7 separate regions of the Mus musculus genome follow, and all the other regions are linked to region 4. A link is a loop called in an ENCODE intact Hi-C map of the cell type or tissue named here. Cell type or tissue: left cerebral cortex. All regions are shown on one strand. Links, peaks and the distances in the headings refer to the core of each region. The heading gives the core; the rest is flanking DNA.

What was found. A loop is a pair of places that touch in the nucleus more often than their neighbours do. Peaks named below come from ENCODE experiments on the same cell type or tissue, not always from the same donor. Only the 100,000 strongest peaks of a DNase experiment are listed, where the experiment ranks them.
Region 1: a loop joins it to region 4, with 8 times the contacts of the local background. A loop is called at or near these places in 15 of 42 quality-filtered maps.
Region 2: it touches region 4 in a loop (2.9-fold over the local background); 6 of 42 quality-filtered maps call a loop at or near these places.
Region 3: it touches region 4 in a loop (6-fold over the local background); 5 of 42 quality-filtered maps call a loop at or near these places.
Region 5: it touches region 4 in a loop (2.5-fold over the local background); 3 of 42 quality-filtered maps call a loop at or near these places.
Region 6: a loop joins it to region 4, with 3 times the contacts of the local background. A loop is called at or near these places in 11 of 42 quality-filtered maps.
Region 7: it touches region 4 in a loop (3-fold over the local background); 2 of 42 quality-filtered maps call a loop at or near these places.

Annotation. Positions count from the first base shown.
Region 1 is chr8:44,983,757-44,988,188 of GRCm38, forward strand. The region is part of intron 1 of Fat1 (FAT atypical cadherin 1); the gene reads left to right. Among named protein-coding and RNA genes, the nearest start is that of Fat1, 36 kb to the left of the region's middle. In left cerebral cortex, for the core only: a CTCF peak has its summit at 2,083 (motif pointing left); a DNase peak (open chromatin) is centred at 2,075.
Region 2 is chr8:45,019,844-45,024,275 of GRCm38, forward strand. Fat1 (FAT atypical cadherin 1) reads left to right here. Exons shown (of 26, transcript NM_001081286.2): 9 at 2,961-4,432. Among named protein-coding and RNA genes, the nearest start is that of AY512931, 43 kb to the right of the region's middle. In left cerebral cortex, for the core only: no CTCF peak of the experiment used is centred there; DNase peaks (open chromatin) are centred at 2,236 and 2,595; H3K4me3 peaks cover 281 bases; H3K27ac peaks cover 770 bases.
Region 3 is chr8:44,024,500-44,028,931 of GRCm38, forward strand. No RefSeq gene overlaps it. Among named protein-coding and RNA genes, the nearest start is that of Gm45488, 320 kb to the left of the region's middle. In left cerebral cortex, for the core only: a CTCF peak has its summit at 1,648 (motif pointing left); a DNase peak (open chromatin) is centred at 1,633.
Region 4 is chr8:44,933,741-44,938,172 of GRCm38, forward strand. It overlaps a transcript of Fat1 not described here. Among named protein-coding and RNA genes, the nearest start is that of Fat1, 14 kb to the right of the region's middle. In left cerebral cortex, for the core only: CTCF peaks have their summits at 1,207, 2,209 and 3,559; DNase peaks (open chromatin) are centred at 1,212, 1,445, 2,204 and 3,520; H3K4me3 peaks cover 3,771 bases; H3K27ac peaks cover 1,741 bases.
Region 5 is chr8:44,370,998-44,375,429 of GRCm38, forward strand. No RefSeq gene overlaps it. Among named protein-coding and RNA genes, the nearest start is that of Gm30397, 390 kb to the right of the region's middle. In left cerebral cortex, for the core only: no CTCF peak of the experiment used is centred there; DNase peaks (open chromatin) are centred at 2,485 and 3,171.
Region 6 is chr8:44,997,174-45,001,605 of GRCm38, forward strand. The region is part of intron 2 of Fat1 (FAT atypical cadherin 1); the gene reads left to right. Among named protein-coding and RNA genes, the nearest start is that of Fat1, 49 kb to the left of the region's middle. In left cerebral cortex, for the core only: a CTCF peak has its summit at 1,871 (motif pointing left); a DNase peak (open chromatin) is centred at 1,677; H3K4me3 peaks cover 719 bases; H3K27ac peaks cover 808 bases.
Region 7 is chr8:44,200,544-44,204,975 of GRCm38, forward strand. No RefSeq gene overlaps it. Among named protein-coding and RNA genes, the nearest start is that of Gm45488, 500 kb to the left of the region's middle. In left cerebral cortex, for the core only: no CTCF peak of the experiment used is centred there; DNase peaks (open chromatin) are centred at 1,875 and 3,079.

The sequences.
Region 1 (4,432 bases), core at 307-4,306, 50 kb after region 4:
GGGATTTTATCTGTGGCTGATTATGTTCTTAAATACAAAGTGGTTTCTCTGTAGGACTGTGCGTGGCCCCTAAGACATGGTTTTCGATTATGTGTTCACTTGCATTTCTTCTGTTATTTGACATGTGGTCACACTGGAGCCGAGGCTGGCACTGAACTCCGTCCGAGGCAGTTTCTTACTTAAGCCTCAGAGCCTTGAGATTACAAGCAGGAGGCAGCGCTTCCAGCTGACTGTCAGTACTTATAAAGTGTTTGGTATTTTCTGTAGTCATCTGACTTCAGAAAATTACAATTTTAGGTACTTATATGTACATGTAAATATTCATGGAGCATTCTGGTTTTCAAAAGTACTAGAATTTAGTTTTTCATTGTTTCTGTACAAAGTAAAACCATTACATTTCAGTCTTTACATTTTCCCATCTTATATATTAATCATCTCTATATATTATATATTGTATATAATATATATTAAGTTATATATATATGTATATATTATATAATGTCCATACAGACATCTATGTGATCATATATTATATATAATATACTATGTTTTATATATATGTGTATATATGTGATCGATCACACAGTTCTAAAAGAATTCAAGGGTTTCTTATTAGATAATGTTGCATGTAAAATTGGTGGTTATTTTAAAGATGAGTCAGATTTAAAATTTTCACTCCTTTAAAAGCCTCAAAGGCTATGACATTTATCAGTATGACTGTTGATCATGGTATTCTGATGGTGTGAGACAGAATAACGCTTCTATCAAGTTAGGTTACTTGTCCCAGGTGTTAGGTATCTATAATAGAAAGACACTAAACTGCAACATTTGGAGATAAGGGTTGGGTGACTTAATGCTGGCACCCAAATCCGAGGCTTGCTCCCTAGCAAGTGCCGTCTCGTGAAGTTGCATCCCCAGCCCCTCCCAGTTTTAAAGGAGGCTACTGTGCAGTTGTGTTCTGAACTTTATTTTTGAGTAGGAGTATCCAAAGATTCAGAAATAACAGTTTTATCAGAATCTCTGGCACTAGGTCCCACTAGCAACCATGGTCCGTTAACTAAAATTGGCAAACTTCAATAGGAGAGGTGTTCTGTGGGCATGGAAAGTTGAATCACTCACTTTTTGTTTTGTTTTGTTTTGGCAGTGTGGCAACGTCATTTTGCCTTACAAAAGTCCCTATGTTGGAATGGAGGCCACAGTGTCAGCTGTGAGGTAGATGCTGAGGGCAGACAGGATTTGAAGTGACAGTGAAACCAGCCTTAGTGGTAGCAAGACTGGAAAGCTTGATGGACCTGTAACTGTTTTCTTGAGCAATTGGTATGATGTGCCACAAGCCTAGAAAAACCAGGCCAGGGAAAAATGACACCAATACCGACTTGGTTAAATATCTGCTGAGTCTTTCTGGGACGAGGGTCTGCCACAGCTATGTTTTCTTTTTCATAATTAAATTTTTTTTCATATAGTATATCCTGATTATATTCTTTTTCTTACCCCCAGTTCCAAGATCCTACCTACTTCCTTACCCACCAAAAAACAAAACAAAACAAAACAAAACAACAACAACAAAAACCCAACCAAAAAACCTTAACAATATGACAAAAATACAAAAGACCCAGGGAGCCTTTTCTTGTGTTGGCCTCCTCTCCCAGCACAGGGTGTGCCTCGGGTCTGGTTGAGATACCTGGTGACACGCCCATCGAGAAAACTGACTTTCTCTTTGCCAGCAGGCAAAACTTGCAGGAGCCTTCTTGTTAGGGGCGGGACTTTTTATCTACTTCCTGTGTTCACTGCAGGGGTTTTGTTTGGTTTGAACCAGGCACAGGTCTTGTGTGTGCTACCTTAGTTTCTTGCTGTGTATCAGTATCTGGAAGACTCTTGTTTCCTCAGAGTCCCCTATCACCTCTGGCTCTTAGCATCTTTCTTCCTCCTCCTCCTCCATCCCTAAATCCCTAGGTATTTGATAAAAGATATCCCATTTATGGATGAGTGCTCTTTTAGAAGTCACGTGATCTCTCCCTTCAGCATAGTAGCAATTTCAACCGATGCATATTTAAAGTCAGTTTCCATAGTGACATCTGGTGGTGGCTTTGCAATCCCGTGAAGCACGTTAGGAATGATAAATAGTTTTAGCTAATGGTTTCAGATTTCCAGCCCTTTTTCAGGTTGTTCAGCTTATTAGCAGCCTTTTTTGGAAAAAATGTCTTCATTGTATTCTCAAGGTTAGAAAGTTGGGCACTCAGACTTCTGTAATACTTCATTAAAGAAAGGGAACAATTCCTGATTATAGCACACTGCTGGCAGCTCATAGTACAGGCATGTCTGGGCTGTCTTCTGTGCGCAGCATGGTTGTCATTGAAAGTCTCCCTGGTCATCCTGTGTGGCTCCCACATTCCTCACCAGATAAGCGTCCTGTGATTACCCTGTTCCTCCCCATTCTACTAGATTTTACTTCTGCATCTAACCAGAGGGAATTTTAGAAGGCTGGGTTGCCTCTTCCTCTTGACACCCTGGCCTTATCTGTCCTCTAATTGCATACTGTCACTGCTATCTAAAAGGTGAAAGAGAGCCAGGCATGGTTTGGTAAGGACCCATAATCCCAGCACCTGATACAGAGGCAGGAGATTCTGTCTCATAGCAACCATTCTGCTTTTGTTTAAAAAGCAAAGAAATGAAAGATAGAAAATTATAACTAGGAACAGACAGGTCTGGAGGGAAAACCGCAACAGGTTGTCGAAGTCGGGATAAGATTCATTTAAAGACTAGATTTTATTTTTCCCAGGAAGAACAAGTTTGTAACTTCTTATGCAAAAAAAAAAAAAAAGGAAAGAAAAAAAAGAAAAAAAAAAGTCATCACTGGTTATCAGCATTTGAAAGTTGACTCAGAGGCAAGAGAATTAAGAAGAGGAGTAGAATTTTAAGAATGAGTATGGTTGTCTCATTCACACCCCGTGATGGCTCGAAGGTGTCAGTTTTATTTGCCATTCTTTCCCTGGTGTTGGTGGTAGCTGTGTTGATTACAGGAATAAGGACTCAGAGTGACTCAAAGAATAAATATTATTTCTGGTCATACTTCTAGATGACTGGCATGTGGATTATTTTAGAGCTGAGGCTTTCTGTAAAGAATGGGCTGGACTCCTATCAACCCCTGCGGTCCATCCCTGTAACCTGACTTCCTGCCATAGGGAAGTGGCCTTCACGGTCCCTAGTCTTACTCTCTTAATTAATATTTAATACAACATTGTTCCCAACCTTTCCTTATACTCAGCTATTCTCCTGGCCATAGCTAGGAGTTCTTAGGAGGCATTCACATCAAGATGAACATGACTTTTGCCCTGTGCGTGGTTGATTGGACCGGAGAACCAGTTCTAAGCAGAAGGCTACATAGATGAGACGAGGAAAAAAAATGTAAAGGAAAGCCAATCACCGGTCGTCCATCACACCGTGCTTGCATTTCATGTCTTCTCCTTAAAGCTGTTGTATTTGAATGAATGTATAATCTTCACCTGAGTATTGATCTTTATCCTCCAATCATTGTGCTCAGAATAGACAGGACCAGGCTTTGTGCTGGCTCTGGGTTCCAAGGATCTGCCCTTTACTGGGAATGTTCCTCACGTCTGAGGTTTTCATCATGAAGTGGAAACAATAGCATCACTAGTCGAGGCGTGTCAGGAAAGGTGTCACGGTACAGCACGGGGCTACCACGATGTCTGGCATGGAGTGAATCCAGAGAAAATTGTGTATAGAATTGTCATTGCTTTATGAACATCAAGAGAATTATGATTAAGAAAAAGAAAGGAAGGAAGGAAAGAAGAAGGAAGGAAGGAAGGAAGGAAGGAAGGAAGGAAAGAAAGAAAGAAAGAAAGAAAGAAAGAAAGAAAGAAAGAAAAAGAAAGCAAGCAAGCAAGCAAGCAAGCAAGCAAGCAAGCAGCATGAAATATCTAACGGTTAGAAGTGAGAGGCAGGGGGCAGAACCACCATGTGTCTTGTCTACTTGAAATTTTCTAATAACACTTCACTTGTCCAATGGGTTTAATTGCATTTTAATGGAGTGGCAGCCCAGGAAATCGGGGAAAGGCCAGATTTGCTTAAGAGAGTTCACATTTCTACTTCTGATTACTTTGTTGGAGGATTCTGGAATTGAAGTTTTAATAGATGTCTGTAACTGGGTCTGTTTTCGGTGGGTATATGATTCCCCTCTTCCCAGTTCTCTCAGTAACAACGGCCCTGGTTTGGATCTCAGTGGAAGACTCTGTATCCTAACTCCAGCTTGGGCAGTTTATTCATGAAGTGCATAGTTGCTGTGTTTCGTATGAGGAACCAGAAACTCCAGGAGCAGCTAGGAAAGATACACCCTTGGAGTTCAACTGGGAGAATTTATATTTTTATAACATACTGGTTGTCTGTTTGCTTAAGATGGTTAAAGATGTTAAGA
Region 2 (4,432 bases), core at 309-4,308, 86 kb after region 4:
GTAGTAACTGAATTACGCACAAGAGACTAAGTGCTGTACTCTGGGTGGTGTCGGCTTGTCAGAGAAGCAGATTAGAGCATTACTTTCCTACTGTTGTCAGCCCTGGAGATGTATAACACTCGGTGAATCTACGGATTAGAGTTGGCTTTGTCCCTCAGGTTTACAGTATAATTGCCACTGACACGTGGGAGAGGTTTCCACACTGTCAGCAAGTCCTTACTGAACACGCACGGGCCATGTGTCAGACATAGGAAGAGATGGGGTCCCACTACATGTCTCTTTTCTGTGCTATCTAGTAAATAGTCACGACTTAAGGGCAACATTGACTTGTTAGTCCAGATAACTCCCCCGTTGAAATGCAAGACTATAATTTAAAGTTATACCACTTCAGCAAGCATAAATGTCAACCCCACCCTGGTACAAAGTTCGCCCACTACCTTATTCCCATTCTCAGGGGGCAAACCTGTTATTTCAGGGCTGAGAAAAACGTACCTGTTGCCAGTCGCTCACTTTCCGCAGTCGGCAGTCTGGGCTGCCTTCTGTACGGCTGAAGCTTTGTGCCCGATACGTACCTGTGTGAGGTCCAAATACCAAATCACTCTGGGCTCCTGTTTTTACCATTTTTATGTCAGCAACGGGCTCAGGGTCCTGTTAATTCAATGCTAGGATACCGCAGATGATGATATTGTTGAACTTCACATTGTGTATGCATAGTAAGAATGTTATCCATACTATAGAGAGGATTCAGGAGCTGGGTATGATGGCATACGCCTTTAAGCATAGCCCTTGGGAGGCTGAGGCCGGAGGATGGTGAGTAGGAGTCCCGCCTGCGATACATAGTGTTTTCGTGTTGAGTCTCAGCTATACAGAAACAAGAGAGAAAGCAAAAATAAATAAATAGGAGGAAAGAGAACACGTGTATAATAAAAAATAAACGTAGCCACACCGGATAGGGAAGGAAGGAGGAGTCTTCAGGCAGGGGCATTCTGGTGAACGAAAAATGAAAGAGTAAATGGGTGACTAGAGAGATTCTGAGAATAGCCAGGGAAGGCTGCGTTAGGGGAGAACAGGGTGGAATATGGGGTCCCTGGCATGAGAGGAGAGGAGAGCAGAGAGGATGTTGATCTGACCGGGGCTGAGAACACTAGTGCATCTCTTGAACACTGTCTTGCAACACTAAACATGTTGATTCACTTCTACATTTGAGGCCTAGGATGTATGAACTTTTACGAGCAAATAAGATTTCCCTGTGGAAAAATAAGATAAACACGTGTAGAAGAATGGATATGAATGTTGCCAAATGGGCTGCTTTCCAAAACAGGCCTCAGAAAGCTAGGGGGCTTGGGAGAGATAGAGTCACTTGCCAGAAAGGTGAGCAGGTGTCACCTCCTACCCAGCCAGTCAAGTTTGGAAGGTGAGAGTAATGGGCAGGTGGACAAAGAGAAGCATCTGAGGTTTGGTGATTGCCTGAGGCACAAGGATAACCTAGAATCGAGATTCTCCCAAATGCAGACAGGCCGGAAATTAGCGTCTGCGCAGCCTGGCAGAGGCCTGGGCCAAGGCTCAGCCCAGACCTTCAGGGTCTGGAGAAGCCCGGGGCCTCCTCCCTGTTTCAAACCCAGGCACTGCCTTGGGGCTTGGACACAGAGCCAGGCCAACCTAATGAAAACCAGACTATGTCTGGCCTCAGGAAAAAAAAATGTCATGGATTTTTGGAAAATGTATTTAATGAAGGAAATGAATTTGGTAGAGGAAATGCTTACTCTTAATGGGGAGAGAGAGGGGCTTGCTAATCCTTGGCTTGACAGATGACACTAAGTAGTTTGCTGGTAGTAAAACCCAGCAAGAGGAGTGTGAGAAAAGTTTAGTGGCAGGTGACCCGAGCTGGGCCACCAAGTGTTCATCAGGGAAGAACGGATCCCGTTCTGGGAGTGATGTATAGATGTTTGTTTATAAGACAGAAAAGGGATAGCGAGGATCAGCGAAGGGGTAGACCCCAGAGACCCCCCACGGTGCCCATGCTCCATCCAGAACATGGAGAGTACGTACTGGTCTCTTAGGAACTCCCAACCCTGTGGGGTTTTGAGGCATTGGGGGAAATATTGAATCTGCGTGGGCGAGCCTGGGAAGGTCCGAGGAGATGCCAGCAAAGCCCATCTGTCGTAGCGGTTTGCTTCTCGGCTGCATCAGTGCGGTTGATGTTTGGAAGCAAAAACAGCTCCTTGTTGCCGAGGGAGGCCGTTGTGCGTGGCGTACGCTGTTTTTGTCTCTTGGCTGCTATCATCTACGTGGAAGCAACGCTTCCTCCTTTCCAAGTGCTGTTGACAGCCGAGCTCTGCCAGATGTCCCCCTGGAAGCAAAATCTCTCCTCCTTGAGAGTCACCAACTACATGATCAAGTCAGCTTGGCAAAGGTTAAGAAGGGAAGATTGTGGACATCTTGAAAACTCCTGAAGGGCGGTGGGCTACAGAAAACGGTTTCTCGGTCCCCTAACTTCTTACAAGAAGAAGCCCTCTGAAACCCCAGCGTAAAATTTCTTAGTGAATTAAGCATTTCCCTTGTAAAGTGGTGAGTGCTGATAAAATTGATGCATCCAGCAGAGAGTTTCAGCATTCTGTTGGAAAATCCTTCACTGAATTGCTATTTTGAGAGGAGAGCCATGTGTCTCTACAACACATTTTTCACTTGAGCAGAGAGAGGATTTTGGCGTTAGTCACAAAACAATATATTTTTTTCTGTTCTTTGCTTTTCATATTTGACAGCCAAAATTCTGAACGGTTTAAATGGGTTAAAAAAAAATGAAATAAATTGAATGTCTCATTCAACTGTTGATATCCCCTTCGTTTCTATTTAAATTCAGGGTGTAAGTTTTAAATATCTGTTTCTCTGCTATTTCTGTTGTCCTTGGCTCTTTTCTAATAGGTTTCTTTCTCTGACTCTTTTTTTTCTTGCCCTTCCAGGAAACATTGGAAATTCTTTTACAATTGACCCCATCTTGGGCTCTATAAAAACTGCCAGAGAATTGGACCGAAGTCACCAAGTAGATTATGATTTAATGGTAAAAGCTACAGACAAAGGCGATCCACCTATGAGCGAGATGACCTCCGTGCGTATCGCTGTCACTGTTGCTGACAATGCCTCTCCCAAGTTCACATCCAAAGAGTACTCTGCGGAGATTAGTGAAGCCATCAGGATTGGAAGTTTTGTTGGGATGGTCTCTGCACACAGCCAGTCATCAGTGATGTATGAAATAAGAGACGGAAACATGGGCGACGCATTTAACATTAACCCGCATTCCGGAAGCATCATCACTCAGAGAGCCTTGGATTTTGAAACACTGCCCATGTATTCATTGACAGTGCAAGGGACCAACATGGCCGGTTTGTCCACCAACACAACGGTGGTGGTGCACGTGCGGGATGAGAACGACAACCCGCCCGTTTTCACGCAGGCAGAATATTCAGGATTCATCAGCGAGTCAGCCTCCGTCAACAGTGTGGTGCTGACAGACAGGAACGTTCCGCTGGTGATTCGAGCGACGGATGCTGACAGGGAATCCAATGCTCTGCTCGTCTATCAAATCGTTGAGCCGTCCGTGCACAACTATTTTGCTATTGACCCCACCACCGGCGCCATCCGTACAGTGCTGAGTCTGGACTATGAAGAAACACATGCTTTTCACTTCACCGTCCAAGTGCACGACATGGGGACTCCTCGTCTGTTCGCCGAGTACGCAGCGAATGTGACTGTGCACGTGATCGACATCAACGACTGCCCCCCTGTCTTCTCTAAGTCACTGTACGAAGTGTCTCTTCTCCTGCCGACATACAGAGGCGTGAACGTCATCACGGTGAACGCCACAGACGCTGACTCCAAGGCATTCTCCCAGGTCATGTACTCCATCACTGAAGGCAACATTGGGGAGAAGTTCTCAATGGACCACAAGACTGGCACCATCGCAATACAGAACACGACTCAGCTACGAAGCCGCTATGAGCTGACCGTCCGCGCCTCCGACGGCAGGTTCACAAGCATGGCCTCCGTGAAAATCAACGTAAAGGAGAGCAGAGAGAGTCCCCTCAAGTTTACCCAAGACGCCTACTCCGCAGTTGTGAAAGAGAACTCCACGGAAGCCAGAACGTTAGCTGTCATCACTGCGATAGGGAACCCACTCAATGAGCCTTTGTTTTACCGCATCCTCAACCCAGACCGCAGATTTAAAATCAGCCACACGTCGGGCGTGTTGTCCACCACCGGGATACCGTTTGACCGTGAGCAACAGGAGACGTTTGACGTGGTGGTAGAGGTGACTAAGGAACACGAGCCGTCAGCGGTGGCCCACGTCGTGGTGAAAGTCACCGTCGAAGACCAGAATGATAATGCTCCAGTGTTTGTTAACCTTCCCTACTACGCTGTGGTGAAGGTGGATGCT
Region 3 (4,432 bases), core at 96-4,095, 910 kb before region 4:
CTAGAAAAGACATAGAAGGTCTCATTTTCATTGAGCAAACTCGCATGCGCAAACTGGGCACAGGATGCCTATCTGGGTACGCCTGTGCTTCGTGTATCTTTGACTTTGCTGTTGGCATGAAAGGTCCGGTTCTGACAGAAATATGTGACCCCAAGCAGAAATAGTTTACAGCTCTAGAAGCTAGCTCACTGTCAGGCTCACCGTGCTAAAACCAGTCATATCACTGAGATCAAGGTCGCTTATTGTGAAATGAATTGCATTCGCATGGTTAAGAGGGATGCAGAGAACCCGAGTTGCAGTCTGCCTGTGCAGTGCAGCAGGAAGTGCCTAGTACGATTCAGTAAGGAGACGGCGCCAACCATGGCTAACCCACTGCGTTTAAGACAATCTAGCGTTCCCTCAGCCATTCAAAGCCTTTGATGGGCGTTTGTTTTATTTTCATGTCAATATTGAATACGTATAACAGCAACCGGATTTATCACAGGCTACCCCTCAACTTAAGCAAGAACAAGGTACATGTGGTGAAGAGGTGCTAAGTAAACATGCTATTAGAGAGAACATCAGCCCATACTGTGGAAGAAAGTTCAGTGTACATGTTATTGGATAGAAGTTCAGTACGCATGCTATTGGGTATATTCAGTGTATATGCTTAATGGGGTTCCTGCTTGTATGCTGCAACTGGACATAAAATTATCAATGTGTGTTTTATGCCCTGGTTGCTATAATACCTTCTTCACGATAATAATACCATAAGCCTCTCTGGCTACTATTTCTAACTGGATCTGAAAAAGCTCATCAAAGAGCATTTCCTTTACTGTCAACACTCTTCCATTTCCATCCTGTTTTGAAATCATAATTAAAAAAAATAGAATGCAATCAAGATTTGAGATTAGAAGGCAAATGGATAAGGTTTGTTGTTTGTTTTCCTTGATGGGGCTTTATGGGGAAGAAAAAGCTCAGAGGTGTGGCAAAGGAGAAGAAGGTCTCAAGTCACGTCTCATTTTTGCTTGTACTTCATTTCACATCTCATGGTTAGCCCATACCACATTCAATTTGAGGGCGCTTCTTCAGATCCTGCCATGCAGGCTTCCAGAATAAACACCTCTGAAAAGTTTAACTGCATGACCTCTGCAGATAGTCCAGATTGCTTTATCTCAGCTCTGCACTCTACCTGATAGAATAAACTGTTGTGATATGGAATGAAACACATTACCTACTTCACTGTACGCTTTATCTTTTTGTGGATTTTTTTTCCCTAACAAGAGAAACAAAGCTGTACCTAGCAACCAACAAAATAAGCAGTTTTTAGGGTTGACTACTGCAGTTTCAATTTTGAAAAGAGAATTTTAAACTATGGCAATGTTTAAAAGACTGAAATAGCTTCCATGTCAGCCAAACAGTTTTCTATTTAATTTTCTTTGAAGTGGTGAGAGATGGGTGCTAAGGTGATTTTTAATTATAAAATGAGGTAATAGAATGACTGACCTACTTAGCAGAATTCTCTCCAATTAGTTGAATTTTTAAAATTTTTAGCATGTAATTTTGACAGATAGTAGCACTGGCTACCAGGGTTTGAATACCAAACATCTGTCACCATCTGCAACGCTAATCCCAGGAGGATCTGCCGCCCTCTTCTGGTGTCTGGGGGAACTACATGCACACAGTTGCACAGGCATATTTATACGTAAAACACTGATACACTTAAACTTATAAATGAATTAAAATAAAACCCCTCAAACATGCTTGCATTCAAAATATACTTATGCCTTGCTCATCCACACAAATGACAGTGTTTCTTGCTTAAATTTAGGGTGACCTGTGTTTATTTCATTAGGGAAAAAAAGTCATAAAAATAATGCTGAAAGTAAGTCAGGGAATATATTTCATTCAATGTCACAACAGTTTATTCTATCAGCTAGAGTACAAAGCTGAGATAAAGATTATCTAGACTGTGTGCAGATGCCATGCAGTTAAACTTTTCAGAGATGTTTATTCTGGAAGCATGCGCAGTAGAATCTGAACAAGTACCCTCAAATTGAATGTGTTACGGGCGAAACACAAGATCAGAAATAAAGTGCAAACAAAAATGAGATGGGATTTGAGACCCTATGTGCTTTTTCTTCTCCATAAACCCCATTAAGGAAACAAAACAAAAACAAAGCTAAACAATACAACAACAACAACAACAACAATAATAATAATCCCTACCACTTGTCTTCTAATCTCAAAATCTTGATTTTATTTTATTTTTATTATGCTTTCAAAAAGAGTTGGCAAGGGGAAAATAGTATTGATAACAAATGAAAATATTCTTTGATAAGGTTTTGTTTTTAATATTAGTCTGTTAGGAACAGTAGGCAGGTTTATTGTAGTGTTACAGTGAAGAAGCTGACATATCTACTGAAATATAAAACACACACGGCTGTCCAGATTTGAATTGTCTCTTGCAATTGGCAGAGGACTTTTCTTTTCTTCTCTTTTTCTTTTATTATTTGCGAATGCTTTATTAGAGACTTTTGGTAGTAGAATTTTCTTTAATTTCTCTCTACTTCATGGGAGCGACTATTTCATCACTTAGCAGATGTACTGAAGAGGCTAACCCTGCCTTTGGTTTTTGAACTCCACTCGTTTCATTTATGTATTTATTTATTTGGCCCACAAATTCCATCAACGTATGTTGCTTCTGCACTTCTTATTGCTACCAAATGTATCCAAATTCCAGCTCTGCTACCAACACCGCAGGCAGGATTGACTTCAGCTGGTGACTAGGTGACATGTTCCGTCTTCCCAGCTAAAGTGGGAGTGACATAGAAAGTAGGTTGCTCAATTCTTCACTTCTCAGCCCTAGATCCCAAGCCCTTTTCTTCCTCATATTTGCTTTATGCCCAACTGTATTTGCTGACAGGGTCTGGGGGAAGAATTCATCATTAATGTCATCTGTAGCATTTTCTATTTCAAGTGATTATTTTTTGGTTTTGTTTGTTCATTTGTTTGTTTGGTTGGTTCATTCTTTGTTGTTGTTGTTTGCTTCTTTGTTTGTTTGTTTGATTTGGTACACAGCACTTGGCAGTGCTTTCGTTGCATGCTCCTAAAGCCAGCATCCTGTAACAACTAATGACAGTGTGCTTGCAAAAGTATGAAGCATTGCATCAAAGCAACGTTCGGAGTAGCCCACAAAACCAGATTATTCAAGACTTCTTGTTCTGTTCCCACTTCCAATCCAGGGAAGATCCTAAATCTTCTTCCTTGAAAATAGATGAATCCCTCCCCTACTCTGAAGGCTGAAAAGTTTCCAGCTGATCCTCAAAGCACAATATTTCATCTGCTGGAGTGTTTTCCCCCTAATGGCTCAGTGAAACTGGAGAATAATTACCTTTTCAGTTAACGTTAAACTGATGGCATTGTTAAACAAGAAGCTGGAAGCAAAGCTGTGTCACGCTGGAGTGCTTTGGCCGCTTTGCAACTCACCTTTGAAACATCAGAGTTCCCTGGTCATTCCAAATACAGCATGAAGAACTCAAGTTCATGATGGGGGTGGCACAGGGTCTCTTGTCTATAGGGGTAGACGTTCACCAACTGCAGAGGCCTGGCTTTCCTGTCACTTTTGTAACCACAGACTTTTGTAAAAGGCTCAACTTTCCAGATGATATGTAGTTTTAAATAGGCTAATGTTAATAGCACTTAATGTTTTAACTTTTTTTCTCTGATTGGTTAAAAACTTGGAAGCAATTCAGGCTTTTCCTACACCTATGGAAATGACTTAAGCCAGGAAGGGAATCTTTCTAGCAGGAACCCAAGTACCTCTATGTGCTATACTGATAATGAAGTAAACTACAGAGCAGTCAGTCCCCGCAGAGACCCAGGCATGATGATACATCGTTGTGCCTTCAAAGGCACATCACATCCTTATGAGCAAGTCTGTGTTGGGTACTAAGGACAAAGATTGAGCAAGTAGCACCTAAAGTAGCACTATGAAAATTCTATCACTCATTCTGTTTAACACACACTAGAAAGTCTTAAATTCAACTAAGCAGTTGAAAAGACAAAATGCATTTTATGTGCAATAAGGTATACGACAATTTCCTTTTTGAGAGGTTAGCAGACTGTGAGGCAGGGGTGGCTATTGCACCAGAAAGGGGGAAACAGTATATGGTGAGGACCAAAGTATGAGTTTCTACCAAAAAAGGCACATAGGAGATGAGCCATCTAGTGTCAGAAAGATTGATTCTAATTCCTAAATCTAGCATCATGAAGCAAGATTGAGGTCACAGATTTGGAAGTTCATGGCTGGCAAGATTAGAATGACAAATGAGAGGAGTCAGAGCAATTTGAAAACAAGAAAAGACAGACACCAAGAATCAGTGACAAAGACTGAATGGTCTTCTCATGTCGGTGGGTTTGAGCTAGGCCAGAACTGTTTCCTTTATCTGTA
Region 4 (4,432 bases), core at 170-4,169:
TGCTTGATGAAACAGTCTCTCGGATTCCCTCCTCCCCAGCTGCCCCTGGATGCTCAGTGGTCTCTAAGTTTATCCCTCCCCCCCCACCTCCCCACCCCCGCAGCCAGCCCACCTCCCTTATAAAAAATTTCAGATCGCAAAGGAAAATCAGGGGCCTGGGCGAACACGCGATAAGAAGTACCCTTTACATACATGCTAGACATTTTCTAAGATGGTCAGTAAAAAACATATCTGCACGAATGGATGCTATCCGTGTGGCAAACAGATGAGACCCAGGGAGGCTTGCTTGTAACGTACAAGTTTTACCTTTCACAACAGATATTGGTCCCATACTACCTCAGATGAGGGAGTTCACTGCAGCTTGGAGCAGTTCTCAAGTCTATGCACACACCCACAACATTCGGTCTCTTCCTCTTTTCTTACCGTTTGAGCCCCCTAGCTTTGTTTGCTCTTAACCTCTACACAGACCAATATATTTACGCAAACAGATGAAAACATGTTGATAGAACCTGCCTCCAGTCCCATCCCCTTCTCTCCTAGGTTCCTTCAAATCTAATAATAATCTTTTGGGGCAGTGTCAATTTACATAAATGGCTCCTTTATTTTCTCATGCTGTTCAGGAGATGCATTTTGGTATTTTAGTGGCATTAAAAAAATATCCCATAGTAGATATTTTCCCAGAGCCTGGACGCTTATATAAAAGCGACATGTCCATTTATAAATTAAGCTTCAACGGGGTTTGCATTTTTGTAAATTTATGTTGTTTCAAGGTGTAGGCAATTGATTTGTGTATTAGCCATTATCACTACAGATTACTTGTAAGACACGTTAAAAAAAACTAGCTCCGCCCCTGTCGCTTCCCCCTACCTCTCGAAATCTATGATTCAGACTAGGTCTAAAGACAGAGGAGCATTTGGAAAGGATTTGGAGATTAAAAATACGATTTTCAACACAAAGACCACAGCAGCGTTGGACAACGAGAACTATTTAAAATTTTAAATAGTTTAAAAATTTAAAACATCACATCTCCAGAAGTTGGAGGACGACAAAGTCCGAGTCGTCCAGTAAGCTTGCAGAGACTGATCGCGGTTCTGCCCTGCAAAAACCCGGGCGGGCGACACAGACTCGTTGCGAGGAGTTTCAGCTGCAGAAGAGGAAGAGCATCACCTGCAGTCCGAGGCGTGGGAAACGCTGCCGGACCCGGTATTTCCGAAGCCCGGGAGGCGAGCGCCACGGGGGGCCCTGGCTGGCTGATTCCGTGGTGAGTGCGAAGAAGCCAGCACTCGGCGGAGCCCCAAGACTCCGCGGGGAGGAAAGGGACGGACATTTCTTCCTGGGACGGCTGCGGCCACGGAGATCACTGCAACGGGGAAGCTGGAGGCAGCCTGGGCGTCCTTAGCTGCAACTGGCTGGGAGGCCGAATGAAGTCGGAGAACCCGGTCAGCTCCGGGGAGTCGGGGGCGAGGCGGGGCTCTGACGTCACCTCCCCTCCCCCCAGCCGCTCCTAGAGGGAGGAGTAGGGAAAAGAAGCAGAGAGATCCGCCGCAGTTGCCAGCCGTAACTCCTCAACTCGGCAGCTGGCTGCCTGGACATGTCCTGACAAACTTGGCTTCCCCTCGGCGCTCTCCCCAGACCTCGTGCGCTCTCTCTCCACCTCTTTTGGTGCTCAAACTTTCCCCGGGTCGAGAGCCACAGAGAAGGCGCCCACCTGAGTCCCGCCAGCACTGGAGGAGGATCGCGCTCTGCTTGGGGATATGCTGAAGATCCAAGGGAGGCAAAGTTGGTACTTCGAGCCCGGATCCTAACAAATATCCAAACGGCGTGGGAATTACCCAACTGCCGGGGACTAGAAGGGAGAGCACCGAGGACCGGGCTACTGTGGTGAGTTCTTTGTTCATTGCATGCCTGGTAGAATTGAAGTTTTAATTGTAAATGAAATAACGTGGGGGTGTTTCACAGTAAGCGAGTGGGGAAATCATGTGTATCCTACAAGGTCTGCGCTCAAGGAACTGGACTGCCCGCGGCCTTCACGGGGCGCGGGAATGAAAGGCAAGCATGCGCAGCTTTTGGAATTCACAAAATACACACAGAGCGCTGTTCAAAAGAACTTGAGAAGTGAAGCCGTTTGTGCATTATTTTCAGTGTAACTTGTTATAGAAATGGTGCCCTGGGAGGGCGCGTTGGGGACTGAGTGATCTGCAGTGGCGCAGCGCCCTCTAGTCCGAGCATTGGGCAAGGCGCGCTCCCAGCTCTCAGCTCAGTGTAGACCTCGAACTTGGACCTGCCGGGTACTCTTAACGACGTGGACCAGACAGAGCTTGATCGCTTCCACCCTAGCCTTCATTTACGCCGAACGACACTTAATGCATTTTAGAAAACCAGCTTGGGTGGACCGAGTGCAGAGGCAGTGCTGGAGGAGCGGGTTTTTTGGGGGAGGTTGGGGGGGAAAGTCCTTCCACCTAATTTCAATGAGGCTCTGGGGACAGGGTCAAAGAAGATCGACTATTTAAAGGATGTTCGCGGAACTTGAACTACACCTCTCTTCATGTGATTCTCTCGTAGCCAAAAAGGTATCTCTCCATTTCGTTCCGTTGGTGGCTAAAGGATTAGGAAGATGTGGCAACACAGGAGACTGCATTTTTGGCTTTCGGCAGTTCCTGTAGCGACCAAGTGCAACTTCTAGTAAGCCTGGATATTTAGGATTCTTAATTAGATATTTTAGTCCTAGTAAGCATTAATATATCAATGAATGTTTTTTTAACAAGAATTTTTTTGTACCATTTAGAAAATCCAGTGATGATTTAATGTTATTGAACGATGTGTATTTATACTTTTTATTGTTCTTTCCCTCTCCTAGCAGCGGTACCCTAGGCCCTCTTACATCCCCTCCCCCAACGGCTTGCTTGCGTGTGTGTGTGTGTGTGTGTGTGTGTCTATGTTTTGTTGAGCGTTAAAATTCCGGGGAGGGGAGGGGGGGATCGCAAACTGGTTGAGCTTGGAGATCAGGTCTCTCACTTTCGCAGCGTTCACTGACCGGTAACTCTGCGAGCACTTTGAGCAATTTGTAAGCCGGGGCCAGATGAGTCTTTGGGTTTTGCCTTTTCTGGGTGTTGTGAATATATGTGTTCTAAATACCGAGCGGGGAATTCAGAGGTACGAATCAGCACACTCATTCTGCAGGCACTACTTTTCCTTCCCAAGCGTAACCTGCTAGACACCATTATTATTATTTTTTCAGCCACCTCGCTTTAAGATGGCTTAAGAAGTGACGTTAACTTTGAGCCAAAGAAATACACTCTGGCCCCCGTCTGCGGTGCAATTCCCTCTGCAGCTGCCTCCACCCGCTCCTAGGGAAATCTGATCTCTTCGTCCTCGCAGCGTTAAAATGTTCGAGCCCCACAAACTTTCCGAGGTCAAGTCCTTCCTTTTCTCTGAGCTTCCTTTCCCAAAACGTGGCTGGCTTCGGCTGAGTCTCCTTTGCTCTTCAGCCGGTACCTGGAGCTCTGCAGGCGCCGGGGATAGACTTGCAGCACTAGGATGCGCTGGCTGGACGCTCGGGCGCCAGAGGGAGTTCTGCAAGTGGGGAGCCTGCTTGCTGGGGATCTCTCTTTCTCACCGGAGCTGCGGGGCCAGGCTCACAGAGCCTTGGGGCAGAATTAAACGCTGAGAATGCTCACAGGGAGGCTCAGCACCCTTTGTCCCGCAGACCCCGGGATTGAGAGGGTGCGGCGTGGGGGTCGTCTGTCTCGGAGACTGGCGTTGGGGCTCACCGCGGCGATCCGAGAGAGTCTGAGGTCCAAGTGAGTCTGAATTAACAGGTCGCGGGAAAACTTATGCATTTCTTCTGGCCTAATGTGGATTTCAGGAGGAAGTAAATTCCGACCTAACTGCATTCCTTTCCAGACCCTCTGTAGTTTTTCACCCCAGAGGCTGCAGCCTGGGAGAGAGGCATTCAAATGCGGATTCGGGGATTTCCTGGAGGTTGGGGGAAAAAAAAGTCTAAAGGAATGCTGGGGTTGGGGGCCGGGCGGGGCGTTGTTTCTTAGGTCCTAGGCGACTTCTCCTCACTTTCTGTCGGTTTTTTTTTTGGGGGGGGGGAGACCAAATGTTTCCCCTATCTTAGCAGGGAACATTCAGTGAAATTCCTCCCAGCAGCAGCAGCAGCTCGATATTCTAACACAGTCCCCAAACTGTCCCTCTCCGTCTGGCAAGCTCCTCGAAAGGCGCTCGCCTCGCTCTGGGTCGGACGCCTGTCTGGGTAGCCCCCGGGGCGGGCAGGCGGGCGGGCGGGCGCTTCTGCCCGGGGGCGGGGCGGCCTCGGGCTGCGCGCACTGAGTCGAGGAGTCTCGGCGCTGGCGAAACGAGAGCCGGCGCTGGCAGGCGTGGCCGCGGGCGGAGGGATACACACGGCGGGGAGCTAGAGCGCGCGGGC
Region 5 (4,432 bases), core at 240-4,239, 560 kb before region 4:
TCATTAGAGAAACCATAGAGTAGGCAGTAATTAACACAGAGACCCACAAAGGCGACATGTGCAGACCATGAGAGACTTTGGAGCACTCGGTACTAAATGGAATGTCTTTCCCAAACTCTCTGCTCAATAGACTTGTGAAGAAAAGTGGGCGGGAATATTACAAGAGTCAGAGATGGTAGATGACTCCAAAGAAAAGGTATTTTCCAAACATAAGGGAACCAACTGTAACGTGTATATACTGACAGAGACTGTGACCGACACAAGACCTGTACAAGTTCAAATCAGACAAAACCACATCATGGAGAAGAAAGGGTTAATAAAAATCCCACCCCTTACCAAGACTCTGTCTGCAACTGACACCTACTGAAACACTGGAAGATGTGTGATATTATAAAATAGTAATAAAAATAAACTAGTCCAAAAGGATGTTTCAAGAATAATTGCTCACAAGGTAGGCTAATGCTGGGAACAGACTCTGTGAGTCTCCCTCAATAGAAAACTTTTGAGGTGAATTTTAATAGGTAGAAGTTCTCTAAGTTCTTAAATCATGTTAATCAAAGAAGTAAACTCAGGAACATAGAATATATATCACTCTATGGGCCACATGATCAACTAGGGAAAATGGTTCCTCAGAAGGGAATGTGATAGCATGCTAGTTCTTTTTTTTTTTTTAAAGGAACTAAAATAAGTAGAAACCAACACCAGAAATGCCCTTTGAGCAACACTAAGGAATTATACATTTCCTTGTAGATAACAGAAAGCTATTAAAAGTTTTAAAGGAAAATTGGAAAAATCGTTTTTATGTCTCACAAATAAAATTCAGAGAAGATTTATATGTCTGACCAAAGTTGCCCAGGAAATCTAGAAATTAATGAACACTTACTGGTTTGGTTTTCCAGCAATTACTTTGCTTTTTTAGTTAATAAACAAAACTTCCATTTTCTGGGAAATATACCTTTTAACATCGTGGCTGTAGACGGAGCCAGTATGTACTGTAAATATATGTGTCTGGCTATAAAAAGGTCTTTGAATCAAGTTATGTCAGTGCAGTAAACCGTGGTAGTATAAAAAAAAAAAAAAACTTTCCTTATCATTTAGTTTTTTTTTTTTTCTTTCTATAATTGGGACTAACAAATGAAAGCTCCTCTCTTTGGCTGGGTGAGAAACAACAATTACAAAAAGGCGATTTTACCTCAAACATAGGTGAGCTTAACGGATGACAATAACTTAAGAAAATCAGTGCAGCTCGGTGGGTAAAAGTATGTGCCCCACAGTCTGATGGCCACAGTTCAAATCCACATAATCCACAAAAGGGGCCAGATGTGCTCATCTGTATCTGTAATCCCAGAGTTTCTGTAAGGAGATGGCAGGTGGGTGTGGGAGGAGTATGTAGGGAGATTACTCTGATGCTGCCTGCCTCAAACAAAGTAGAAGGTAATAACTTATTCCCCAAAGCTGCTGACCCTACACTTGAAACACATACTCGATTGCATTTACACACTGCATTTATACACACTGGAAATAAACACATATCAAGAGCATAAAAACAGAAAAGGAAATTATCCAGAGAAAGAAAAACCTAGAGACGAAGAAATACCTGATGGCATTTCAAATTTCACTTCTAGTAATCTATAAGGACACACTCTCATCTTTTATGCAATTTGGTTACAAGAGATATTCATCTCCTCTTTGAGCTCAAGCTAATTAAACTTAGATTTCACTCACTTGTAGCAAAACAAAACAAAACAATTCTCAGGAGTAGAGTTAGCCAGTTTCAGCAGACAGGAGGAAAAACTTCCTGTCTTATTTGGTATATCTATTAAATATTAGCCATCAAATAGACATAGCTTTTGTAATGGAGTTTTTTTTTTTGGGGGGGGGGCTTGAGACAGGGTTTCTAAGTGTAACAGAGCCCTGGCTGTCCTAGACTAGCTTTGTAGAGAAGGCTGCCCACCAACCTCTGCCTCCCAAGTACTGAGCTTAAAGGTGTATGCCAGCATGCCTGGCGTGTAATAGAACCTTTAATCCCAGCACTCGGAAGGTGGATTTCTGTGAGTTCAAGGTCAGCCTGGTCTCCATAGTGATTTCCAGGACAGCCAGAGCTACATAGTAAGACCCTGCCTTAAAACATAAATAAATAAATATTATCATTTAAAAAAGTAAAACCCAAAGTTTTTGGTATCCCAGGAACTGAGGACATCAAAACAGTCTCCATGTACAGAAGGTAAGAAAACTTAAAGAGAAGAAAGTAATTATTCTCTTAGTGGATTTGTGTTATTTTCTGGCCACTAAATGATGATAGGGCCAAGAAGCACACTGACATTTGAAGCCATTTGTGAGTAGCAACATAGGGCACATACAGCAAAGCTCTAGCATATGTGCAGCAACTCTCCTTCCACACACTTGGCAACCACAGCCAGATGACTCTGGACCTGTTTCTCCAACCCTGGACTATTCCAAGAACTCTTCCTAAGCAATATCCTAGGAAATAACTGGCAGCTAAGTTGAATTTGTGTGGAAGATAAAATCTGCCTGCCAAGCCCGTGTTTGGATAGTATTTACTCAGAAAATTCTTCCATCTCCAGTTCTCTTTTATATAAAACTCCATCACAAGTTAAATATGGAAAAAAAGATATCTCCCTTTCTGTCTCTCTTTCTGTCTGATATGTCTGTCTGTCTGTCTGTCTGTCTGTCTGTCTGTCTCGCCCCCCCGCCCCCCCCCCACCCACACACACACCCTCTCTTTCTCTCAGTATGTACTCATGTATGTGTCCTGTGCAAAGAGACTGGAGATTGACACCTGCCTTGGGCAATCACTCACCAATTTATTTTTCTACAAAGGGTGTCTCAATAAACCCGGTGCTTGCAGACTCAGTCAAACAAGCTAACCATCAGTAGCAGCATCCTATCGCTTTTATCCTCCCATAATTAAGATTTCGGGCAAGCACTGCTCTGCCCAGATTTTCACATGGGCTCTGAGGAATCCGAACTCGGGCCTTCATGCTTGCTTAGCAAACCTCTTACCTAGTGATCTCTCTCCAGCCCCAGGAAGTTTTATTCATGTATGCCACACTATCGCTTTGAGCTACGAGTCACTTTGCTCCCTGTCTGTACAGTTTAATCCTTTACTGAAAACATTGGATAAGTGGATTTCCTTCCGATGATAAAGCATCCGAGGCAGCTGGGAGCAAATGGAACAGTTAGTTATTTTAGGAAGGCTTTTTCCCAGAGCCTTGGCAAGCACACCATGTGTTTGGGGATAATCCTCTTTTTTTCAGAAATCGCACTGCCTAGATTCAATTCAGTAGCCCCACTCTACACAGAGAACTTCAAAGAAATCCTGAGGAACTTCATTAAAGTATAATACATAAAGGTAAAGATGACAAAAAATTCATTTTCTAAATCAGTTCAGAAGGCTATAACATCTTATTTCTATCTTTCTCCACATTCCAGACCTAATACTAGAAGCTATACATAGTTTTTCTTTTATGTTAACAAATGAATTAATTGGCTATTTTGAAACTTTGTGCCTCTAAACCTTTGTAACAACTGTTACACACACACACACACACACACACACACACACACACACACACACACGCACGCACGCACACACACGCACACACACATACACAAACACACATGTTTATTACACACTAAGAAAATCATTAAATTAATTTAATTTAAAAAATGGACACTTACAATTATAGCAATGCCAAAAGTTAGAGTATATGGAGGCAAAACATTGACATTTTCTTCTTCCATCTTTCTTTCAATGATATTAAGAACAAGGGAGAGTGAGTTTTTATATGTTATCTTGCCTAGAAGCTAATAAGCTAGTTTGCTGAAGTTTCATGGATTCTGTTAAAAGTCATGAAACTCACAGGTCAGAGTTAAAGGACTACTGCTCAAGAAAGAGCGGCAGCTGGACTGCTAGTATCTTCTTGTAGTTCCACAACGCAATTCCCAAAGGATAACTCAAAGAGATAAATATTCAGGGACCCTTGCCTCTGCAGCAAGATACGGGTAAGGAATCTTGAACTTGGGAAGCTCAGATATTTTATGCTTGGCAGTAAGCTTGTCTGCCAGCTATTGCTCTAAAAGAGTGGTTCTCAACCTTCCTATTCATATTGTGGTGAACCCTAACCATAAAATTATTTTCATTGCTACTCCATAAATGTGATTTTTTTTTTACTGTTATGAATCGTAATGTAACTATCTGATATACAGGGTATCTGATATGAGACCCCCTGTGAAAGGGTCGTTTGACCTCCAACCGGTTGAAAATCACTGTTCCAAGGGAATAATAATTTATCTTATCACTATGATTTAAGCAAAAATTACCATTTGCTCTGGAATGCTCTGACTCTTTATCTTCCAAAGAAACTTTCTATAAAACAAAACAGTCTGGGAAGAATTGCACTGAGCAAAA
Region 6 (4,432 bases), core at 178-4,177, 63 kb after region 4:
TTGATTTTTTTTTCTTTTTTCTTGAAATGGGGCAGCAGCTATTTAAATTATTAAACTCTGAAATAAAAGACCCAACTTTTCCCATTCTGTAAACAAGAGTGCATATAGACAGACTGAGTGTTGCCTTTCCAGGCGCTTAAATTACAACACTTAGAATATGCGTTATTAAGCATGTTTTTTGAGATTTAACAAGTTCCTGGTAGATGTTTAGAAGTGGGTAGCAATACTAATTAGTTCTTTTCCCCTTTAAGAAATAAATCATTTCTCACTGGAAGATAAAAGATGCCTAAATTTGATATTTTCGCCCTTGTACTGCTGGTATATCTTATTACAAACAGCCAGAGCTGCAGTGCCAGCTCCCCTGGTTGGCTCTTGGTTCTTGGAAGGTTCCTCCCTCCCCTGTTTTTTTTCGTAACCTTGTCTGGGACTGAGTTGTTCATACTCAAAAGGACTACATTATACATTTGTTGTGCTTTTAGGAGAACACCAATATACAAGGGCCTCTGATTTCCTTGCTTACATGTAGAATAGAGTATTTCATAAAGAGCTATCTGTGTCGGGTATATAAGGGATGGTGTGACTGTTCAGTAGAAGATTACAAACAGATTTAGTGGAAATAGAATATTTACATTTAGTAATCGACAAACCGAGCGTTCTTTAATCACTGCAGAATACTGCAGTGGGTAGTAGATATACTGGGCACCTAATCGCATTCTAGCTGCATGCTCCTTTAGTAAGTGAGTCTTGTATTACTGAGTAATGAGGCAATAAGAAAATGGCATTTTATTGTGGCTGGAAAGGAGACCTAACACAGTTCAATAGGAAGTAGTTACAGCCGCAAACAACTTCCGAGGGTTTCCGGTGTAACATTTGATAGCTCTAGAAAGGAAGGAACTGAAAGGCCACTCACGCCACAATGGCAGGGATTCATTAACAACAACAACAGAAAGTCACCTTCGTGTATTTTAAGGGCTATAGACTTTTTTAAAATCTATTTCTCATTACTAGTTTTTATTTTATGGTGAAATGTATTACCTCTAAAGTCTTAAAAGTCAGGTTTTATCTCCTGCCTTATCTGGTGCATTTTTCCCCCCATCAAATCTGTTTTCGTGGGATCCTTAGGGTCAGTTGGATCAAGGAGAATTCTGCGATTCTAGGTCACTGAACGTCAGTGACTAAAGTACATGTAAGATTTTGCACTTAAGATGCTTTCGTTGAAGTTTGCCGATGTTAACCTTAGATATTAACCTTACAGTTGATTGAGTGCTTTCCCTCCCTCCAGGCCTCCTTCCCTCCTACATAACTTATATAGAATACTAAAAACAATTAATTCACAGCAAAATTGATTTGCCTTCTGATCTTGTGTTCTGAAACCACTAATTTCCACCAGGAAACAGCTCGCAGAACAGATGTAAAAGCAGAAGAAAAGCGGGCGATACTGACCTCAGCCCCTCCTTGTGTGGCTTCAGAGTGACCGTCTGATTAATTTTATTAGTGTTTTCTGCGGACCTCTGAAAGTTCGAGTTAAGTGAATTCCGAGCTCCTTTCCAGCCCTGACAGGCTATGAATAGAATTCCATTTTTGGCTCCAAGCCTAATCCTGCCGGCACCAGTACTGCAGTGACAAACAATAGCTGCTCAGATGGCCACAGCTGCCAAAGATCTCCCAGCCAACTGCAGTTAGAACCGGTCTCAGAACACTACCTATAGGAAGACAGCGCACGCTGCCAAGGCTCTGAGAGCCTCCGACAGAAGCTCTAAGAGTAGATGCACAATGACAGCTATAGGAGAGTTGATGGGGAGAGCTGAACCTTTGCCTCCGCCTATGACGCCCTCCAAGTCTCCAGCATGGGAAAAGGGAGACGTGTTGTCCTGCCCCCTGATGGTCTGAGCTAAGCAAGACTCTGACTTTTTCATTGTTGGTTCTGATCTTGCCCTGTTGCTTGGTTCTCTTCCTGGCTCCAGTCCTCAAGGGCCAGGACCTTTCTGTACCCAGTTATTGTATCCATGACAGAGCCAAGCACAGCGCTGGCTGTGGGAATGCTACTCACTCCCTGCTTGCTTTCCAGTTCACTGGTAAAGGGTTTAAAAACTCAGCCAGTTGGAATGGTTCTGCTTTCCCCAGGCCCCCTTTAGCATCCGTTGCTTGCCTGTCTCTCCACCTTACCCACACCCACACACACCCACCCCCCTCCTCTGTGATCTTCCCAGCTGCTACAGATGTCTTTGGTCCGAGGCCATTTTTTATTTCATTAGAGCTGTTTCAAATATACAGGCTAAAGTGTTCATGGAGAAGATGCTCATGCAGTCACATGGTACACATGGTATTTCTTATTGTCTCCTATATTGATGCCTCAGAGTACTTTTTTGGTTTTTCGAGACAGGGTTTCTCTGTGTAGCCTTGGCTGTCCTGGAACTAACTCTGTAGACCAGGCTGGCCTCGAACTCAGAAATCTGCCTGTCTCTGCCTCCCAAGTGCTGGGATTAAAGGCATGCGCCACCACTGCCGGTAGAGTATTTTTAATATGTCATCTTAAAACATAATGATTTATTTCCCCTATGACTGTAGCTTCTGAGTTCCTGAGGCAGTACAACTGACGATGTGTATTTTAATGTTGTTATGTTATGGAGACGTGAAGAGACTTGTTTAGCAGCTAGAACACTGTCTTTAACTACTGCTATTTTATTCTGATAGTTGACATTATTTTTGAGGTTAAAAAAAATGGTATCAGTGTGTAAGAGGAACAGAGAGATAGCTAAGATGAAAAAGATAGGTTTGAGAATGCAGGGAGAGTGAGTGTTTTCTGACTAGAGAGGATACATTGTCCTGTTAGTTTTGGAGCTACTGTCTTGATTAATCTCACTGATGTCACTGTGCCCTGCCTGTTTCGGTGTTTTTGTTTGTTTGTTTGTTTTGTTTTTGTTTTTTTTTTTTTTAGGTGAACCCCTGAGGGCATACATTTCTACTCAGGTGGCAGAAATGCACACTGTAGAACATGGTATATGAGGGAGTCACACTGTATAACATGGTAAATGAGAAATGCACAGTGTAGAACATGGTATATGAGGGAGTCAAGGGACTCCCTGGGATTAAAGGCGTGTACCACCCCTGCCTGGGCGGGAATTTTAAACACTCTCCACTTCTAGGAAATATGGTTTGTGTAGTGGGACTCTAATTTAGAATAAAATTCATTCCATTTCCAGTTGCTTTAACTTATTAGAAGAAGTTGTCTCCCACTTGCCACTGTGGTGGTTTAAAATGAAAACGAAAATGTGGGACTGGAGAGATGGCTTAGAGGTTAAGAAGTTGTGAATTCAATTCCCAGCAACCACGTAGTGACTCACAACTATCTATGTATAATGTGATCTGACATCTTTCCTAGTGTGCATGAAGACAGCATACTTATATAAAATATAAATATAAAATATATATATATATATATATATACACATATATATCTATAAGTCTTATTTATGTTTGTCAATGGCTGCATAGTTCAGGCTTTAGAAATCTGTATTGGGGGCTGGAGAGATGGCTCCAGAGGACCTGAGTTCAATTCCCAGCAACCACCTGATGGCTCACAAGCATCTATAGTGGGATCTGATGCTCTCTTCTGGTGTGTCTGAAGACAGCTACTGTATACTCATATAAATAACAAATAAATAAATCTTAAGAAAGAAGGAAGGAAGGAAAGAGAAAGAAATACTGTATTGGATTCTTTTCCATCTAAAATTTCCACCCAGTAAATTGTTCTCCTATATCTTTTGCTTTGAGTTTTAACGTATTTTTAAGGCTATAAAGTTTCAAGTAAAAGATTTGTTAAGAACTGAAGATCCCTTCCTTGAGAATTCTAGTATAGGAAAGGAAACACCTTCCTTGCCCCGTCTCAGTCTCTTCCCTGACCAGTTCCTCCTTTCTCTTTTGACAAATTGCTTTGTAAATATTTCCATATACATTTTGTATAGGAAGTTAGCATTCATACCCAAGGCTCACAATAACGTTTGCCTCTTAGTTCTGGTAGCTCTTTGTCTAAAGGTTGCTCAACCACTTTACTGACTGCCCCTAGGGCTTATCTTATTTTGATTTTCCTTAATGTTTCTGATTCCTAGAATGCTTAGCCTGGCACCAAAGGAAGCACCCAATTATTGTGCTAAAAAGGAAGCAGGGGGTGGTGGGTCACACCTGTAAAGCCAGGATTCTGGAGGCCTAGGCAAAAGGAACCCAAGATCTGGGGCAGCTAGGGATATCCAGTCTCCCCAAACAAAACTGAAAGCAGCCGCTAACTCTACCACCAAAAAACAAAACAAAACAAAACAAAAGGTGCTGCTTTTCCCTGTGGCCAGCTCAGCTTTTTCTTTTTGACCTGTGATATGACAACCCTTTACTAGAGCCCATGAAAGCACAGCCTGATGATACATTTGGAAAAGGATCG
Region 7 (4,432 bases), core at 237-4,236, 730 kb before region 4:
GCTCTCCTCAGAGATTACTGGCAGCATGAACGCAATTGCTCGCGGCATGGCTCTCCACAGTGCCTGCTACTAGGGTTCTGTTAAATACTCTATGGATGTTGAGAGAAACATTGTTTAATGGCATATGCTTAAGTGACATAACTCCATTATTAAAAAAAAAAAGCATGTGCATGCATGCATGTGTACATGTGTGTATGTGCGTGTGTGTGCGTGTGTGTATGTGGTCACCACAGCAAGTGGGAAGAGGTCAGAGGACAAGTTTCAGGACCCACAGATTGAACTCAGGCCATCAGTATTTTACCCTGAGCAAGTGTTTTGCCTACTGAGCCATCTCTGGCCCCCCACTCTTGCTCTATGGCTCATTCAGTTATTGTGGTAGGAAGTGAGAGACATTCAACTGAAACTTGCTTTTAAAGAAAAGGGACTTCAATCATTTGTAAGAATGATGAGTCTTAAGATGGAACAATTATCACATTATAGCTGTTACAGTGGCTTTAAGTCACCACATACAGAGGGGTAAAAGTAAGGAGAGAAAGTCACCGAGTCATCTCCCCAGAGAAGTATTTTACCCTTGCATTTTAGTGTTATTGTGAAATGCTGAATGATAAGAACTGTGTTTTTCTCTTCAACATTTCCTTTCTTGATATAAACTTTTATTAATAATGTAAACCATCTCCGTAGTTTTATATTTCCAAACATAAAACACATAAAATAAGTAATATTCAGAGAAGTGGAGTTTCCATCTTGTCTCACAGATTTTATTCTTTCTCTCTCTCTCTCTCTCTCTGTAGTTACTGACCAATTTTTAAGATTAACTGCTACTATATACTAAGTTGTGTATACATATATTTGTATGCATAACTGCATATGTGTGTGTGTGTGGTGAACATATATTCATATAAAACAACTATATTGGACATTGTACAATGTTAATTTATATGGCTAGACTATTTTCATTTAACTTATTTTACTTTATTAAGTATTATAGTGGTAACATAAATATATTTCTTCATCCTTCCCCCACAAATACATGAAATAAGGAGTACTGTATTCAGTTCTACACAGTGTTTGTTATAAATTCTTTAGTGTTTGTTTTTGAGACAAGATCTCTCTGTGGTCTTAGCTGTGCTTGACCTAACAGATATCTACCTGTGTCCAGCCCCAGCCTGCTAGGATTGGAAGTATGTACTACCATACATAGATAAATTATCTTTTCTATATTTTCTACTATGCCATTTCTAGTCAATACTATCAGAATATAAAGCAGCATGGAGAGTTTTTTTCCCCCTATCATCAGAATACTGTTGGTATCTGCTCAAGAAAAATGATTGTTTTTCCAGAATGACCTTGCTTATGGGCATAGTGATTCGACAACTTCTGAGCTTGATTAATAATCACAATGAAATGTTTAACTTCACAGTTCTTGTTTATCATATACAATTATCCATTGTTCCCTAAGCATGACATTTATCTCTCTTACCTGGAATGGCTTGCTCCCGTGTATTAAAGGTAACTTAGTACTTTGCTTAAGATCTCCTCCAAGTAAGCTAATGTGATCTGCCCTTTCAGGGATGTCGCTGCATGATTTTCCTTGATACTATTAGCTTATTGTGTGCAGGTTAACCATAGCCATTGCTCCAAGATATTAAACTTCCACTGCCTTCTTCTCAGATCCAAGTTCCTCTAGGACAAGACAGCCATTCTATTTTAAAACCTTTAACTCTTAACAGTCTACTTTCCAACCTGGTAGATGTTTGTACCATTGCTGTGGGTTCAGCTGGCAAATTGTGTCTCTTCTATCTTCTCCCCTACTCAACATGATGTGCAAATGCGGAGGAGATGTGAGATAAGATATTTTCAGGAAAATGTGTAGCTATGTACATGACTTACCACCAGTGCCCCGTGGTTGCTATAATTGTTCACTTATATAAAATGGAAGTGAAATGGAGCAGAGGAGCTACAACAATAACAGCACTTTTTTTTTTCAGAGATAGTGAGGTTTTTTTTAAATCTTCTTTTCTTAGCCTGCAGTTAAGTATTCTTTCTAGGTCACTGGGCCATGCATTCAGAAGCATTTTCATTCCTTGAATTGAAAAATGAATGTGGGACTTTTCCTTTTTTGTTTATAAGAATAAAGATTATTTCCTTAAAAAGCTCCCCTGAGACTATAGAATCCTGACTATGCTTTCAAACATTAAAAAAAAGTAAGAAAACAAATTAGATTCTTACTGAAGTGAAATTCCTGTATACTTTAATAAGAGTTTTTTAATTATTTAAAAAGAATTTTTATCACTACATTCATAAAAGTAGTATTAAATTTCTCTACTTTGAAATTAACTTCAATATAAACATACTCTATAGAAAAATATGATACTTTATGAGATAATTTAATGGTGAAAGTGAATTACATGCTTTTTTCACAAAAGAGTTGAAGGAAAATAATTTCCTGAAAATACAGATAGCAATTTTGCCCAAAGAACCCATATTTTATTCTGCACTATATTCAATAAATTTCTTATGTTAGAAAATTAACCAAAATAAGTGTTCTTGGTTTTTAGAAAAAGGCAGTTTATGTAATTTGATATTATCTTTATTTTATTGATAATAAAACATCTTCATTTTTACATTGAATTAAGAATTAATGTCAGAATATTTTCTTTCAACATTCTATTTTGAGATAGCCTCTGGATGCAAATTATGATTCATTTACTGGAATTTCCCAAAGAAAGATGGCATGCCATCATAATGATATTAGCAGCACACTTATTTTGCAATTAATAGATAATGGTATTGTGAAAGATAGTGTTATTTGTCAACTTAACAAAATCTAGAATCATTTGGGTGATAGGTCTCTAGAATGCCTGGGGAGGATTATTCTAATTGTGTTTTAATTGATAGGGGAAGACACATCTTTACTAATGTTGGAAATATTCCTTGGGTTGAAACATACTGAACTAACTAAAATAAGAAGAGGAGCTAAGCACCGGCTCGCCTCCACCTGTCTCCTTTTGCTGCTTCACTGTGGGTGTGTGTGGATAACTCCCTGCTGTTCTGCCTTTCCTGCCATGACACACTATAAACTGGAACTGTGGACCAGCATTAGCCCCTTCTCCTTTAAGTTGCTTTTGACAGAGTATGTCATCACAACAACAAGCTAAGAAGCTAAGCAGGAAACCCATGTAGCTTGCTGTATGTGCTGTTTCTGTAGGTTGCTGTTTTCTGGGCCCTTCTCAAGTTTCATTTATATCCTGTGGTGCCTACCTTCTTATTTACTCTTCCATATCTACTCAGTACTGCAAGCTTTCTTCCCCAAAGAGTCTAACTAACATATGATAAATATGAGTTCCTCTTCTCTGACATCCTGGCTTGTGTGATCAGTGAGCAGCATGGAAGGAGATCAAGGTGAAAGTGGAGTGGAATCAAACTTTTATTCTTCTGGCATTCTCCTGCCATGACCTGATTGTCAATTCAAGAAAGCCTATGACACATCACAAGTGCTTCCCTACAGACAAAGGTCTCTTCAAAGTTGGGCAACAATGACTTCCCTGCTTAGTCCTGGAAACAACTCTTGAGTTATCAACTCTAACCTATTGTACCAGCTCTTTACAAATTATTTTCAAACAGTTTTCACCTTTGGAAACAGTCATCTATAAAGATCTCTTAAAACAACCAATTTGAATGAGCCATCTGTTTCCAAAAAGGACCTTAACTAAGACATGCACTTTTCTACACATTGTCCATAAACACCATCACACGGTCCTTTAATTTTTATGGATATTTATTAGTGTTCACTCATATGGCATCTGAATAGACATCTCATAATGCATTTGCTGTGGCCTCTACTGCAACTGAAAATGAGAGCTAGTCCTGCAAAATAAAGTATTTCTGCATTCACTTTGTAGTCTATAAACTTTATTCAGATGCACGGCGTCTCACTCTGAGTCACATTTCTCATCTTTAGAACACAATCATAATTAGCTTGTCTCTGTTTGCCCTACCTAACACATCTTATAAACTACAAATTGGAACGTAAGAGCCTAAAAGCACACTAACAGCAAGATTAAATGACAGATGACAGCCCAACAACACAAAAGGTGACAGAAAATATAAATAGAAGACATAAGCCTTAAAAAACACAGCCGTCTAGAGCAAAAGTAAAAATAAACATTTGCAGACACCTTGATAGGCTTTGGGGCATCGTTATCTCCCATCCAGATGATAAACTCACGTGTGCATTAGTGATCCCCAGGTGCATATATTATGCCTCTGTATTCAGGAAGGCACAACATGTATCATGAAAAATCTTGTAAGTGATAATTGAATTTTGGTTAAAAACTATTTGTAGCTTGGTGAAGCAGTATTTAATTTTCTGAGGGATGGTATACATTTTTTTAACTGGAATTTTATATGAATTCCACATGAAAAGTGAAAA